Linked DNA regions of Mus musculus: region 2 is linked to region 1. Evidence: chromatin loops called from intact Hi-C (ENCODE). Cell type or tissue: heart. All regions are shown on one strand.

Region 1 (8,000 bases):
GAAGGGATGATTTCTAGTCTTCCTTCTAGGATCCAAGGGGAAGGAAAGTCATTACTTCCTTCTAACATAGATTATATGGACAAGGTGAAAAAGTAAGCTAGGATCTGTGAGGAATGAGATTATAGATGACATCTATCCCAAAGAGTGGGGCAAGAGCGGATGCTGAGAACTCAGCTCCTTAGCAACAGGAATGTAGAGCTGAGACTATTCTACTGCTCACATCTCTGTGAGGACGATGAAAGAGTACCAGGTACTGCTGGTACTCCAGTTGCTTCATTCCCACTTTGAATCCATTCTTGTGTCTCAGTTCATGGCATGGTAGCTCCAACATTCCCAGTGGGACTTCTCTTCTTGGTTAATCCTCTTAGAAACAGACTCAGAAACACACACCTGTAATCTGTCTTCTAGGTGATTCTAAACCTAGTCATGCTAATGATTCTGAAGATTATCCATCACATTTTGTCTCAAAAAGAAGAAGAAGGAGGAGGAGGAGGAGGAAGAGGAGGAGGATAGAATCGATGACTCAGTGGGTTAGAGCACTCACCGCTCAAGCATGAGAATTTGATCAGATGTAGACACCCACATAAAAAGCCAGGCATGGCCACTTGGTAATGTCAACATCGTGTGGGGGTGAGACAGGAGACTTGCTGGCCAGCAGCCTAGCACCAGGTTCACTAAGAAACCCTGGCTCAAAGGAATATATGACAGTAATAGAACAGTACATATGACATCATTTTCTGATCTCTGTATATTCTCCATACATGTGTGTATGCATGCACACTCGAGCGCGTGCATACACACACACACACACACACACACCACACACACACACAAAAGCAGACATAAACATAGGCACAACTGGTATGTTAAGGAGAAAGATGTGATCATATAAAATACTCAATTAGAACAACAAAAAGCAGGAGAAAATAGAAAAATAGAGCAAAGAACAAGGGGCAACAAGTGCTAAACAGTAACAAAGGGGGTCAGTGAGATGGCTCAGCTGGGTAAGGTGCTTGCCACCAAGCCTTATGACGTGAGTTCGATCCCCATAGGTAGAAAAAAAGAACCAATTCTGCAAGTTGTCCTCTGAGCACCACATGTGCACTCTGCTGCATGTGTACACACACATGTACACACAGTAAGTAAGTAAGTAAATAAAATTTAATAAAAAACCTAATTCAGAGTGCTGAAAGGACCGTTTCCTAAATAAATGCTATTAGAAAAACTAAATAGGCATTCAAAAGAATGAAAACAAACTTTCTTTTCTTGTTTTTTCGAGACAGGGTTTCTCTGTGCAGTCCTGGCTGTCCTGGAACTCACTTTGTAGACCAGGCTGGCCTCGAACTCAGAAATCCACCTGCCTCTGCCTCCCAAGTGCTGGGATTAAAGGTGTGTGCCACCACTGCCTTGCTTCAGACACACCAGAAGAGGGCATCGGATCCCATCACAGGTGGCTGTGAGCCACCATGTGGTTGCTAGGAATTGACCTCAGGGCCTCTGGAAAATCAGTCAGTGCTCTTAACTGCTGAGCCATCTCTTCAGTCCCGAAAACAAGCTTTTAAGTTCATTTTTGTTTTAAAAGATAAGGTGGTAAGGCAGAAAGTGGGGCATGGTAGTGCCACACACCATTAACCCCAGTGCCCAGGAAGCAGAACTCTGGGAATTTTGTGAAGTGAGTTTCAGGCACATAGTGAGACCCTGTCTTAATTAACTAAGCTGGAGAGGTGGCTCAGTGGTTAAGAGCACTGACTGCTCTTCCAGAGGTCCTGAGTTCAATTCCCAGCAACCACATGGTGACTCACAACCATCTGTAATGGGACTTGATACCCTCTTCTGGTGTGTCTGAAGACAGCTACAGTATGCTCACATACATGAAATAAATAAACTTAATCTTTTTAAATTAATTAATTAGAGCCAAATAGTAAGGCCCCCACACTGACTTTTTGTCACCACATGCATATGTACATGCATACACATACACACACACATGTATATACATGAACATACACACAAAAACAATGAACAGAATAAAGAGACAACCTACAAAATGAAGAAAAATCTTTTCAAACTATTATCTGCTAAGGGGTTCATATCCAAAATGTATAAGAAATTCAAAGAACTGAAAGGTAAAAGAACACCCCATACTTTTATAATGAGCAAAAAAAAACCCCACAAAAATATGAATATACATTTTTCAAAATAAAACCTGTAAGTCATTGTTTTTGTGTGTATGTTCATGTATATACATGTATGTGTGTATGCGTGTGCATGTACATATGCATGTGGTGACAAAAAGTCAGTGTGGGGGCCTTACTCTTTGGCTCTAATTAATTAATTAAAAAGATTAAGTTTATTTATTTCATGTATGTATGCACATATATAATAATGCTCAACACCACCTATCATGAAACACAAATTCAAAGATTTTCACTACATTCCTGTTAGGTTGGTAATTACTGAAAATACAAAATATTGGTCTGGGGATGTAGCTCAGTGGTGAAGCACATTTGCCTGGCATGCTTGAGGCTCTGTGTTTGAGGCCCGGGCCCCATAAAACTATAAAAACATTAATGTAGAAAAGGGGGAACCTTTGCACACTACTAAATAAATACAGTCATTTTGTAAAACTATGTGTTCAATAAAAAGAAAACATTGAAAATAAAGTCAGGCATGATGATGCATACCAGAATTTGGGGAGTGGTTATTGGCAAGAAGATCCAAATTCAGGCTACATGAGACTTAGTCTCAAAACAAAGCAACAACAAATGGGAAAAGAAAGCCAACAACATGGCTCAGCTGGGAAAGGTGCTTGCTACGTGACCCGGCAGATTTCTGCAGATTTAGAAACCATGGAAAAATACGAGGAGAAAACAGACTCCAATTTCCAAAACGTTGTCCTCTTATCTCCACACACGCTCTATGCCATGCATGCTTCTGTCCAACACACATACATACAGAGAGGCGCGCTCGCGAACACACACACACACACACACACACACACAAAGGGAGCAAAGTTTTCTCATCACATTACTTCCTCCCAAACCCCAGGAGACTTTCCATACAAGACACAGAGCTGCCCTTGCTGTGGCTGCGGCGGCAGCTCTGCTCCTTGGGAATGCTGGAGATTCTTTCCTAAATTCACTCGGACTTTTCTTGCTTTTTACAAACTCAAAAGAGTGGCTGATGAATGGAGCTCTCCCTCCCCACCCCCACCCCCTCTTTCAGGGCACAGGGCATCTAATATGAAAGGATAAGGAGAGAAGCAGACAGAGGAGGCTATGTGCTCCTGAACAGAAGGCCTCAGTGGTGAGTCAGAAGGCAAGGAGCTTGGCAGACTAACCAACTTCAGAGCAGTACAGTTTGATCGGGATGAAATCTCTTCAAATTTACTAAGATAGGCTGTGTCTGGACACTGCCTGCACCTCCCTGGTTCTGTCTTCATGAGGCCAAGTGAGAATCCATTTGCTGAACATCTAGTAAAGGACATCTAATAATTGTATTAACAGTACTTTGATGGGAGAGTTGATGTAAGATTAGATGGGAACACCTCTCATGTGGAATAACTTGATTTTCTAGTCTTATAAATGGGATGGTATTTTTTATTTGTCTCAGATATCCACAAATAAGAAGGATACTCAGATCATTTGAGAAATCCTCTGAATTCATTCTCACATTTTTTTCCTAAACATTCAACTCCAAAGTAGTATGGATTTAAAAATACCCAACCAACAATAATCTCTTTATATCCATATCTAGCTATAACATACACACTGTATCTGTACTCAATAATAAAACAGTAACAGTCCAGAGATGGCAACACATTCCTGCAATTCCATTACTTGGGAAGCAGATGCTAGAAGATCGTACATTCATGGACAATCTCGGCTATGTGCTGAATTCCAGGCTAGCTTGGCCAACAAAGAGAAACTGTCTTAAAAATAGAGATAGATAGATAGATAGATAGATAGATAGATAGATAGATAGATAGATAGGTAGATAATACATAGGTAGGTAGGTAGATAGTAGATAGGTAGGTAGACAGATGGACAGACAGATGGACAAACAGACAGGCAGATAGATAGGTAGATAAGCAAACTGAGCATGCTTACTGTCCCAACACATGAGAAGCAGAGGCAGGAGATTAGAAATTCAAGGCTATCCTCAACTACATAGCAAGTTTGCAGCCAGCCTTAGCTACAAGAGATGAAACTTTAAAATAACAAAAAATAGAATAAATAAATAAACAGTAAAATTATAAGTAATATTAACACAAAAGTTCTATATGTTTTCCCTTCTGGCCAATATGAAATGCCCAAGACCTTCTTTTTTCTTTATTAAATTTGAGATTTGATATAATATACATTGAAAAATTAAAATCATATCTATCTTTTGAGCCAAAAAATGAACCTCTAGGAATCTACTCTGCAGATCCTTAAATTCTATGGCTAAGGTGCCGCCTGCAGAATTGCTCCTAATTACTAAAGTGAGAAAGAATATGTATGCTTTCCAATAGAGGTTTGGTTATACAAACTGCAGTCCATCCAGTGTTTGTGTAGAATAGCTGCATATGAGAATCACAAGAGTTGCTCTTTTGTATGTGCTACACAATACTGTACCACTGAGCTACCTCAACCTCAACTCTCAACATTTGAAAGTGTTGCAATCAGAAGATAGTGATATGCACAGCAGAGTGCAATATACTTCAGATCCACAGGGACACACTATGGCACACTTGCAACTGTCACTTGACTCAGTCCTTTCCTTAAAAATGAAATCAGTAGAGGATCATTTGGAAGAAGTGACAAGGCCTGAAGGGAAATGGGAGGCTAGTTCTGATGAATCACGCCTTTTCATCTAGAAATCAGAGAAAACCCGCTGACAAACAATTCTCCTCTGATCCCATGGCACCCGTGAAGCTCCTCTTTGAGTCTTCATATCACTTACTGTTTATGTCACCAGTGTGGAACAAATTCACTGGATAGTGAAATTTAATTTTTGAAGCCAAATTACATTAACATACCTGTACAGAGGTGATTAAAAACTCTTTTTCATGCACAAAATGAAATGAGTATGTAGTAAAAAGGCACACAGAACACTGTGTAAAGTCGGAAGCTGGACTGCAGTAGAGGTTTGGGGACATAGTGAGGCTACCAGAAAAGGCAACTTAGAGGCAATGATGACTTGACCTTTTCATTAGTGACTGGGCCAAGTCTGGAAAGGAGACAAGAAGGAGAGCAGAGAGTAGATTAAGGAGAATGATGCAATTTCTTTTTTCAAACGGGAGCTTATTTTGAGCATTACACATACCCTATTTATAGCTAATATAGTTTGACATATCTGTGTTTAAGCCAGAGCTATTTCACTCGTCTCTCTCTGTCAAAAGGCAGTCTTCCTTTCAGGCTCTCCTCAAAAATAGAATTGAGAATATTCCAGCAGGTGTTATGAGTTGATTGACTCTCAAGTAAAAATCACAGTGTACAATCACTTAAAACTCATTACATCGTAGAAACCTGGGGACTTGCCTTCTTTTAAATAGACATTTAGGTGATGTCACCGAATTTCACCATGGCGCCTACATGTTAATCATCTTCTCTTTCATCACTGTTTGTAGGCCTTGTTCGGAAGTGTTAGTCAGTACTGTGGATGCAAAACCTCTAGATATCTCTAAGACTCACAAGTGAAGACCACTGTAATACAAAGAGCCTTGGAACCTCACAAAGCAAGTTTTTCCCATCTTTCCTTTGTATGACCTCAAAATTAGCAGTGGTTTGACAAGTAAAACATCTCCATCTCCAGTTAAAACAAATTTGCCCTTTGAGCGAACACTCACCACAGTGTAGTAATTCTTGGTAAGTGGAGCAGTGTCAAATCCTTTGATAGCCTTAGGGGACAGAGGTCTCTCTGTAAAAAATGACATTTGGATATTGTTAATGTCATACAATTGATAACAGAGGACAACTGACATACTATGAAGAGTCGAAGTGGGAAGAAAAGGGAAATGGAGCTTCTTAAGTAGGTGGAAATATCACTTAACTGCACAAGATCAAAGTGCAATCTTCTTCTTCAGTCTCCTCAAGTTCCGAGAGGGGGGACCAGTCAAAGAGTTAATCCATAGTTCAGCCATGGCAGAGCCAGGGCGAGTGTCACTCACAGTTTAGGTTTATTTATAGAACTCAGGGTGTCCACTTAATTTATTCACAACAGGTGAGTGGAACCAAGGCAACCTGAAGTGTATTTGTAACTTACAAATTAACACACAAGCAGGAAAGAACATATACCACCCATGCCTTTCTTGGGGATGCCTACTGTGGCAACGATAAAATAAGAAGAATCTCCAAGTCACTGAAAATGTCTGTACAATTCTCCTTTTTCTCTATCATTTTAATACTATTACATTATATTAGAAAATGCTGCCTTTATTTTACACAGTTAATCTTAACCATTAGATAGTACCCATGGGATATCCTAGGGCATTCTTCCATTTAAAATGAAACACACGACACTCATATTTCTCTTTATGAGACAAGGCTTTACCATGTAACCCAAACTATCCTTGAACTCCTGATCCTCCTGCTTCAGCCTCCCAAGTGCCAGGATTAGAGGTGTGCACCACCACTCCTGGCTATAACCGTTTAGCAGCATCATTGCATAGTATCTTTACAGCCTGTGCTATCTTTTTCTCCATTCTGTTTTGTATTTCATTCTCTTTCTATATTATACACTGTTTTAAACTCTTTCTGAACATAGTAGACTTCACATAACCAAGTAAGAGTATGTCATCACACATTAACACTTCTTTTATAAATAATATTTTTCAAGTTATGAAACCTTTATAGGCCAACTCTAAAAATTTAAAAAAAAAAAAGAAAGAAACATAAAGGATGGCCTAGTCAGTCATCAATGGGAAGAGAGGCCCTTGGTCTTGCCAAGATCATATGCCCCAGTACAGGGGAATGCCAGGGCCAGGAAGCAGGAGTGGGTGGTTTGGGGAGCAGGGCAGGGGTAGGGTATAGGGGGTTTTCAGGATAGCATTTGAAATGTAAATGAAGAAAATATCTAATAAAATGAATCCTAATGATTTTGTCTTTTTTATTCTTTTCATGTATATTTATGCTTGCATGCACACATACACACATATTTTCTATAATCTTGTAATTCTAATATAATATCATTTTATGAATTTTTCCAAATACTTTTAATTTTAACTCTAATTATATTAAATTATTCCTAATATTTATTTGGGACTAAGTAGCATTGAAGACATTTTACTTATCCTTAAAACATGCTGAAAAATGAAGATCATCTTACTTTATAGAGGAGAGAAAACACCAAACCAGAGATGTGATACCCTTGGCCTAAGGCCATTCAGGTAGGAAATGGCAGAATCAAGGCCAAAGTTAAGGCATGAGTTGATAAAGAGGCTCTGCTCCCAATCAATAGGAATCTCAGAGACAGAGCTACTAAGGGGCTTGGTGAATAGTACTGAGCAGAAGCGGATACAAGACTTCAGTTATATCTGGGATGGCCACAGAAGGACTTGATCTGACTTCAGAGGCCTGTATATAAGAAAGCAAAGCAATTTCTATGTAGGGAGAACAAACAAACAAACAAACAAACCATGATGCCATATTCCAATATCAGTATTCAAAGGAGCTGTATGCCTGTAAAAATGAATGCCATTTGGACCATGCTCATAAGGCTTAAAAAACAGCAAAGAAAGCCAGCTTTGTTATTCTGATCATGAGTATTGTCCAGTTTCTGAAATCTGTGCTACTTCACAGTTCATCTTTGTCCACTAGTGGCTTATTAAAACTTTATAGATAACTAGAGATATGGCTCAGTGGTTAAGAGCACTCTCTGCTGCTCCTGAAGATCCTAGTTTGATTCCCAGCACCTATGTCAGAAGGCTCAGAACTTCCTATAGCTGCGGTTCAAGGAGGTCCTGATGGCTCTGACCTCTACAGGCACTAGCACTTGCTCACATAAACCCACACTCAGGA
Region 2 (8,000 bases), 98 kb after region 1:
TGAAAACGAATTCTGAGCCTTTGCCAGCTGGCCCAGTTGGAGGTCCTGTCAGCAAAGTATTAGTAAGCCGCCACCGCAGGACTTGGGTTTGGTTCCTGCTTCCACAGCACAGACGTCTGTAGCCTGAGGAGCCTGTCTGGGTTTTATGCTCCTTCAGGGCACATATGTTCTGGACTCTGTAACAGAGTCCCCAGAAACACCCATAGGCTGTTTTTTTACAGTTGAGTACATCTGGCAAGACACTTCCCTATGTAGTTCCTCCAGCAGTAGAGAGCAGATTTCTAGTAGGTTCTGCTACTGTGGTACCAGTATCCCTTAAACATTTAACAAGTCCTAACCGTGCCTCTCCATATTTGATTAAGTAGGTGGTGAGGCTCTTCATTGATCTTCTAGAATAGCCCTACAGTAGGTCTTGAAGAATAGAAAGGTGTGTGTGGGGGGGTCTCCCTTGGGCACTCTAATCTCAACCCTACCAGAAGCAACTAGAGTAATTTAAGGTTTGTTATTTTATCCGGCGATCCTATACTCTTTATTCTCCTTTACTTCTATTACTCTACCCATTCAGAAACCCATACCAAATTTTCCTTGTACAGAATAGTGTTTTCTCCTCCTCGAATCCAGCCTGAGGTAAACGCACAATATGGGGTCTGTTAGGCAATGTCTTCAGACATCCCAGTGCTCTTTAGAAAGGGAAATGAGCTGCCACAAATGTCTGGCAGGCAGGCTCATAATCAAGCTACCTTTTGTGATTCGTAAAGTACCAACTGAAATCCCAAGTGCACTACAGTAGCAGTAGGGATGACCTTCAAACAGAGAATGCACGAAGTCTTGACTTTTACTTGCACTTACAAAGAAAATTGCAAGCTCGGGTGTATTAAGTTTCAGCACAAGTTGCTCTGAGAATCAGAGCTTCCCGATAGCTCTACAAAAGCTTACTTCTAATAATCTCCTGACAGATACTGCTGAGTATCGGCTGGGATGAACTCAGAATGTGACAACTGGACCTTAGCAAGCCTCTGATGCGACAGAACATTGATACCTGGACTTCTTCCAGCTTAAGCCCAAGCACCTTGCCCTACAGTCTGTAGAAATAAGCATCCCTCTGCTTAAAAGCAAAATCACAGATGGGACAGTTTGCAAGATTCTGTCCTCCTCTACAGTCACCAAAACCATATTCAACCAGCAGCTGAAGAGCCAGGGCCAAAATGTCAGAAAGCTCTGAGCAGGCCTGGACACACAACCTAAGGGCATATGAATCAAGCTGGGAAGAATGCGTAGGCCAAACATGGGTGGGGTTTCAGCATGGAGTAAAAGCTATGCTAGAATCAGAAGCAATGAACTAATAGCAATAGAGGGCTGGGGATATAACTTGGTAGAGTGCTTGCCTAGCATAAACATAAGCCCTGAGTTCTATTCCTAGCCCTTCAAAAACTTGGTGTGCTGGCATGGTGTAGTGTAAACCTATCTAACATACCAGAGGGGAAAGCAGTTCGAGGTCAGTCTATGTTCTGTGAGGACCTTGTCTCAAAAATATCAATATGAAGGCTGGGCATGGTGGCACACACCTTTAATCCCAGCACTCAGCAGGTAGAGGCAGATAAATCTGTGACTGTAAGGCCAGCCTGGTTTGTATGAGTTCCAGGACAGCCAGACTATGTAGAGAGACCCTTGTCAAACAAACAAAACCCTTAATTAATAAGATCTTATACATAAGGATATACATGGTATTAAAATAGTTGCTAATGGTGGATCGTGAATGGAGGAAAGTAAAAGTTAACTATGACTAACCTAGGAGAAAAAAAAAAACAGCTTGTAAGAACTTTCAGTCCCTAACAAAAGGGGAAACTAATTGGGTCCCAAAGCCCAGCCCTGAAGATAACACAAAAAGAAATTGATAGAAAATAATATCATTTAATACTTATGTAGCTTTTACTTTATGAGACAGTTTCATGAAGTCAATCTCTTCCACCTCTGGGATACATATTATTAACTTTCTTTACAGGTGAGAGATCAATTACAGATTAATTTCTCCAAAGTTCCCTCAAGTAATAATGCTGAAACTGGAATTTAAACTCACTAGAGAACCATTCCCTACTTCAACCTAGAGAGAAAGCAGAATTAGCAAGAGACAGCAGTTCTGAAGGCCTGCTGGATCGTGGAGTATGCATGCTACATGGGCAGTCCCAGAGGTCACACTGAAAAACCCAATCTTATACTGAGTCACCCATCAAGGTAAGGGTCTGCTGGCTGTCCCTATACCTAAATCAACAGTGCCCCAGAATTGACGTTTGGGGAGGAAAATTAGGTGGGGAAAAAAACCCTGAAAAGCCTAAAATGAATTTCTACTTACAAAAAGGGCTTAAAAAAGAACCCAACACCACAAAGACACACATTCAAGTTTTATTGGGCTTCAATACAAAACATTCCAAAATAAATAAATAAATAAATAAATGATCTATAATGTTCTACATCCAGCTACCAAATAAACCACAGCACTTTGTGTATTATTCAAATTCTTCTACAACCAGAGTTTAGCCAGAAGAATCAAGGCTAATTTTTTTTTTCTAATTGCAGATTTTAGACCTGCTAGTTCTATATTCTACCACTTGTCAAAAAAGTCTCTTGAAATTTTCTACCAACTTCCCACTTTGAATTTAACATTCATATTTAGTGTAATATTGCCCATGACAAACTAAAAAATGCATATAAAATGTCACGAGCTAAAGGTCTTGACAGCAGAACCTACTCCGGGCCTGATTAGAGGACGAAAGGCTTGAAATCCCCTCAACAGCACTGTAACAAATTCGTAAGAAAAATCTCACAAGTGGAGTTAAATTCTTTGACTCTAAAACTCAACCCGCTTCTGTTGAGATTATCTGCGTTCACATTACTGGCTGAGTTTCCAAAGCAGTAAACTAGAGTTATAGCTTCATGGTTTGTTTCCAAGATGGAGCCCTGAGGGTAAAGTACCTTTTATAAAACCACAGTGACCTAGTGACCTATTTTTGTTCCCAATATGTTTTCCTAACTAGCCTAACGTTGCCAGTTTTGACTTTCATTTCCCAGCACTGTTCTTCCCCTTCTTAGTTTTACAAGACAACTAATAATGTTTCCTACTGATGAGGCAAAATTCATCAAATGGGTCAGACATGAGTGAGGTATAATTTTTCTGACTGAAATGTTTGTGTGTCCTGCCAGGGGTTGAATGCTAGCCTCACTGGTGCTTAGGCAAGCACTCACCATGGAGTTACAGCCCCAGCTCATTCAATGTTCTTCTCTCAGTGATCATCAGCTCGAAATTGCAGAGTTGCCCTATGACTTTGCCCGAACGACTGAATGTCTACAAAGAGTCACCCGAACTTCTTGGGTAGGTACCTCCACTTACCAATTAGTCTCCCTCTCTCCATTGGGTCAGTTTTAAGTGATTGCCACTCCCTAATTAAGGATTAACAAGCACTGATTCGGTTTAATCATCCTCCCTCCCTTGAAGACAAAAAAAAAAAAAAAACAAACTATTGCCTGTACCAAACCAATTCTGATGCGCACTGGGTAAGCAACTGCTGTGGCTTAGTCTCAGCGTTCCTCTGCTTCAGCAACTCTGTAAAAAATAAAGCATGGGATCAAGTTACAGAGAATTTTATAGTGTAAAGTACTTCAATCTTGGTTTTTCAGTTTAAGTATTAGCTCTAAAGTGCCTGGTTCCAAAGATGGCCATATTCATTGCAAGTACTACTGTAAGCATTAGCTTTGTCACATTAAAATCAGATACCCTGCCACCTTGTGTCTATGAAATTTGGAAGTTGCAGTAGCAGCTGTATCACAATTATCAATTGAAAAGAAGCAAGCCCCAACAGCGTACAATTCAAACAATATTGCTCACAGCAAACCATTAATTAGATAGGCTCTTTTAATAAGAAATCCTGCAGGCAAGAGCTATTAGTAACTTTCACAAACAGCTAGTATTACCATACTAGATACTCTAAATGAAAATACATCTATATACATTCACTCAAAATGACAAAATAACTTCATCCACATGTCCAGAGTTGAGCATTATCCCCATTTCATAAATGAATTAGGGGTCAAGAAAATACTTGCCAACACCACAGCCACACAATGACAAAGCTGCATTATTTAAACCTTCAAAGGACACTGCTTTCAACACTTACCTGAGCATCTGATTGTTCCTTACTGCCAGCTTTATCTACTGTGAATCAATCAATCAGCACTCCAGGACAGTATGACCATTAGATTCAACCTGCAAAAATTGCATAAATGAAATCTAGTTATTTCTCTAGAGGAAATAGTTGACCACTTGCCTATAACTGCTTCCCCCCTTCGCCTTTTTCCAGAAAGAACAGGCAAGTTCAGACTTGCAGCTTAATGCATATTTCATGTTCTACTACTCCTCTTAATTGGTGGAAGGTTCATTGGCTTGGGATGGACTGGAATGGCTTAAATGGTTAAGTTGCATGGCTTATGGATTCTCATTCTTTTCCAATGGTGCACTGCCACGTTAAATCCATAAGTTGAACCGACAAAACATTTGAAGGAATAAGTGCAGTCTAAGGATTTTTAGTTGGAGGTCTTCAAGTTTACTATATTCAAGAGCATCTTTTTCAACTTCATGGCTGGACCTGGGTCATGCTGCCTCAGGTTTTTTTGCTTTTTAAAAGACCACTTGCAATAGATTTTTTTTTCTCCATACAGTGTAGTTTCATAGAACTAAAACAAGTTAGGCATCCAACTAAAGGTCAAGTTTGCAATGGCTTATAGGGGTCAAGACAGGGGGACCCCAATCCTAAGCCATTTCTTCTATTGACTACAAGACTAATTTGAAAAAAAAAGTCAAAACATGAAGCATGTTTACAGTTCTTCATCAAAAATATATAAGAAAAAAGTCACCCCCTCCCAGTTCCCAGACTGCTATTGATAAACAAAATGGCTGCATTAATGCCTCTAAGTGTCATACATGCGTTAAAAAAATTTCCAAGTGTTGAATTTGGAGGACTTCTAATAGGCTATTGAACCTTTGTGGGGTTTTTTTCCAAGGTTTTTTTTTTTTTAAATCTAGAAGGCATTTCCACTGCCAGGAAGTACAGTAGGCATCACTGTACTATGAGGAAGGTAAGTGCTCAATTTCGACTTAGACGGAAAAACTAGTTTGCTTTGCTTACCATCTTTGCTGTTTCACGGGCATTTGGTGCTTTAAATCTGATGTGGAATGCTGATAGATTCACTTTTTAGAAGTCATAAGCCTTTAGGAAGTTGGAGATAACTTCATTGCTTATCTATTTTCTCCTTTGCAATCAAGCTGTTCCTTTAAAAGTGAGACACTACAGAGTTGCAAAAATTTGAAACAGTAAGAGCAAGCATCGGTTTGCAGCTTCAGGGTTGACTTTGGCCAAACGTTTTATTGAGTATTTTGTAGTTGTTTAACACACACTTAAATGGTCTTAGGTCTTACTCGGGGAGGGGGAAGGGAGGTTCTTGTAGATTCCCAAGGAAGTGTCAAAAAAGCAAAATATGGCCAGTATCCATCTGCTTTTTTGGGGGGTTTCTGGGTAAACAGTACATCCTAGGCATCGGAGCTCAGGTTTGCTCGTTGGTTTTAATATATATACTGCGAAGATTGAGATTTCAGTTGGAAGACACCCTGAAATACTGAAAGTAGCACACCCAACCAACCCTCTCTAATGGCTAGCTTGTCTGCACAGGCAGGGCGATTCAGCTCTCAGTGGAGACCAGAGGCCATCTAGATGGCTGGAAGTTTGTGGATGATCTTGGGGTTGCTTGCCTCATTTACTGGGGAAAAAAATCAGGAAGTGGCTGGCCTTCAGGGACACTTTCACTTGGAAAATTACAACACTAGGAACAAGTCAAGGCTCACACATCTACCATTTGCTTGTTGAAAGCAGCTCATACTAGCAAATAAAATTAAACACGTCTTACTTTTTCCCTCACAAGAACATAAAAATTATTAAAAGGGAACAGGAAATTTTAAAAAGGTAACACAATTTTTCCTTTTAGTAGTCCTTGGGTAGTTTATGACAGAAAGTTTCCACTTTTGTTTGTTGCTTTGAATGGGGATTTTTTTGGTCCAAAAGTTTTGTTTGTTCCTAGTATCTGCTTCTGCCTCCCCCTCTATCAGATCGGCTTCCTCCACGGCCACCACCTCTTGGTGCTCCGCGGCTTGAACTGCTGTAGGAATCACGTGGAGGAGGGTACCCCCTTTCCATAGAAGGGGGAAGCCCTCTTTCTTGTCTGCCCACGCGATCACGACCACTTGAGTAGAGATCACTTCGGCTGCTTGAGTAACTGTCTCGACTTCCACCATATCCGTCACGTGAGCTGCTGTAATCATCATAGCGACTGCTTCCACCATAAGATGGCGGGGGCCCTCGTGTAGGTGGAGCACTACGTGAGTTACCTGCAGGGTCAATGGTCAGGTAATATGGCAACACTATAAATTGTATATATACAACATTTAAATCTGAATTTACAGAATTCTTTGTATTAAAAGTTCACTTTCTCAACTGGGAAGTTTTAAACTCTACCATTGCTGGCCATAAGAGGGAATTGCTCATCTGCTGAGGTACGGAAACGGATTGATTTTAATGTTTGTTTGAAAAGACTGAAGACGTTGTGTATTTCAAGAGGACATTCCAGACAGCTTGTTATTTTAGAGTAGACACTCAGCCACTTTCCAGTGATAAGTTGCAATTTTTGAACTGTTGAGTTTCCTTCATATTGCAATGGTAAATATTTGATCTGGTTAATAAAATTTTTAAATTGTATTTTCACTGTTGGGGGGGAAAACACATAAGGCTGCCAATTTAAGCAAGCAAAATCCCCTCCAAAGCAAGCGAACAGCCTCAAAAGTAAAAACAAAACAAAACAACAAACAAACAAAAAACAAAACAAGGAAAGAACCAAAACACCCTTCACAAAACTAGGAAAAGCCCAGCTGATAAAGTTACCCCTTGAAAGCAAGCAAATGTCCCTTTAAAAGCAAGCACCACGCAGCCTATTAATCCAGCTCATGAACCTAAAACCTCAAGCTGGTGATAGTTTAAGATCCTTAACCGGTATCTTACCATAACTCTCATACGAATCTCTGTAGGAACCTCCACTTGGATGATCTGAATAGTCCCGATCCCGACCATAGCCATCTCTATCACTAAATAAAAAGCAAATTTTAAATTAAAATATACATCAGTTTAGCATCTCATGTTATTTTATAATATAATTCTAAAATACCCCAATCTAAAAACACATTTTTTTTTCTGTTTTGTTTTTTAGCTGCCCAATGTAAAGATAAAGTGTACGTGAGGAGAAATGATCATGCCATGGTGATCTTATAAAGGTCAAAAGATTATTTTGCACCCAGAATCTCTTCTCTCCCTTTCACCTTTACACAGGTTTCAAGGATGGCTACGCAGAGAACCAGGAATATTTGTAAAGTGCTTTAACAGCTAAGTTATCTCCCAAACCCCCGAGGCATGAAATTTTACAGAAAATTCTTATACGCCAACCACAGACATAAGTAGCCACTTACCTATAGCCTCTTGATGGATAGTCATCTCGTGAACTGGAATGACCATAATCACGGTAAGTATAATCTCTTGGTGGTGGTGCATAATCTCGTGTATCTCGAGAACTTGGATATTCTCTGCTTGAATAGCTACAAAAAAAAAAAAAAAAAGAAAATTTGGTGTATGCTTCCAGTGTGCTTTCTTTCAACGTGATCCTTAATAAAAGGAAATGCACTTTTCTGTTACCTGTCTTTAGTGGAATATCCATCATCTCTCGGGGACAAATAAACATCTCTTCGAGAAGGCAGGGGCTCCCTTCGTGGCGGGCCTCCGTAACCATCTCTTCCACGGGACACAGGGGCTTAAGGAAAAATAAGCATTAAAATCTAGCCATGGACAAGCTACATTAGTTATACTCAGGCTATAAAAAGGGATTTAATCGAATATGCTATGGAGCTAAGACAG

What was found. A loop is a pair of places that touch in the nucleus more often than their neighbours do. Peaks named below come from ENCODE experiments on the same cell type or tissue, not always from the same donor. Only the 100,000 strongest peaks of a DNase experiment are listed, where the experiment ranks them.
Region 2: it touches region 1 in a loop (2.2-fold over the local background); 2 of 42 quality-filtered maps call a loop at or near these places.

The regions. Positions count from the first base shown.
Region 1 is chrX:57,283,391-57,291,390 of GRCm38, forward strand. Arhgef6 (Rac/Cdc42 guanine nucleotide exchange factor (GEF) 6) reads right to left here. Exons shown (of 22, transcript NM_152801.2): 6 at 5,831-5,901. Among named protein-coding and RNA genes, the nearest start is that of Arhgef6, 51 kb to the right of the region's middle. In heart, no CTCF peak of the experiment used is centred here; a DNase peak (open chromatin) is centred at 3,091.
Region 2 is chrX:57,380,964-57,388,963 of GRCm38, forward strand. It overlaps Rbmx (RNA binding motif protein, X chromosome), which reads right to left. Exons shown (of 9, transcript NM_011252.4): 6 at 7,782-7,896; 7 at 7,559-7,684; 8 at 7,098-7,180; 9 at 5,067-6,430. The coding sequence ends at 6,120. Among named protein-coding and RNA genes, the nearest start is that of Snord61, 6.5 kb to the right of the region's middle. In heart, no CTCF peak of the experiment used is centred here; no DNase peak of the experiment used is centred here.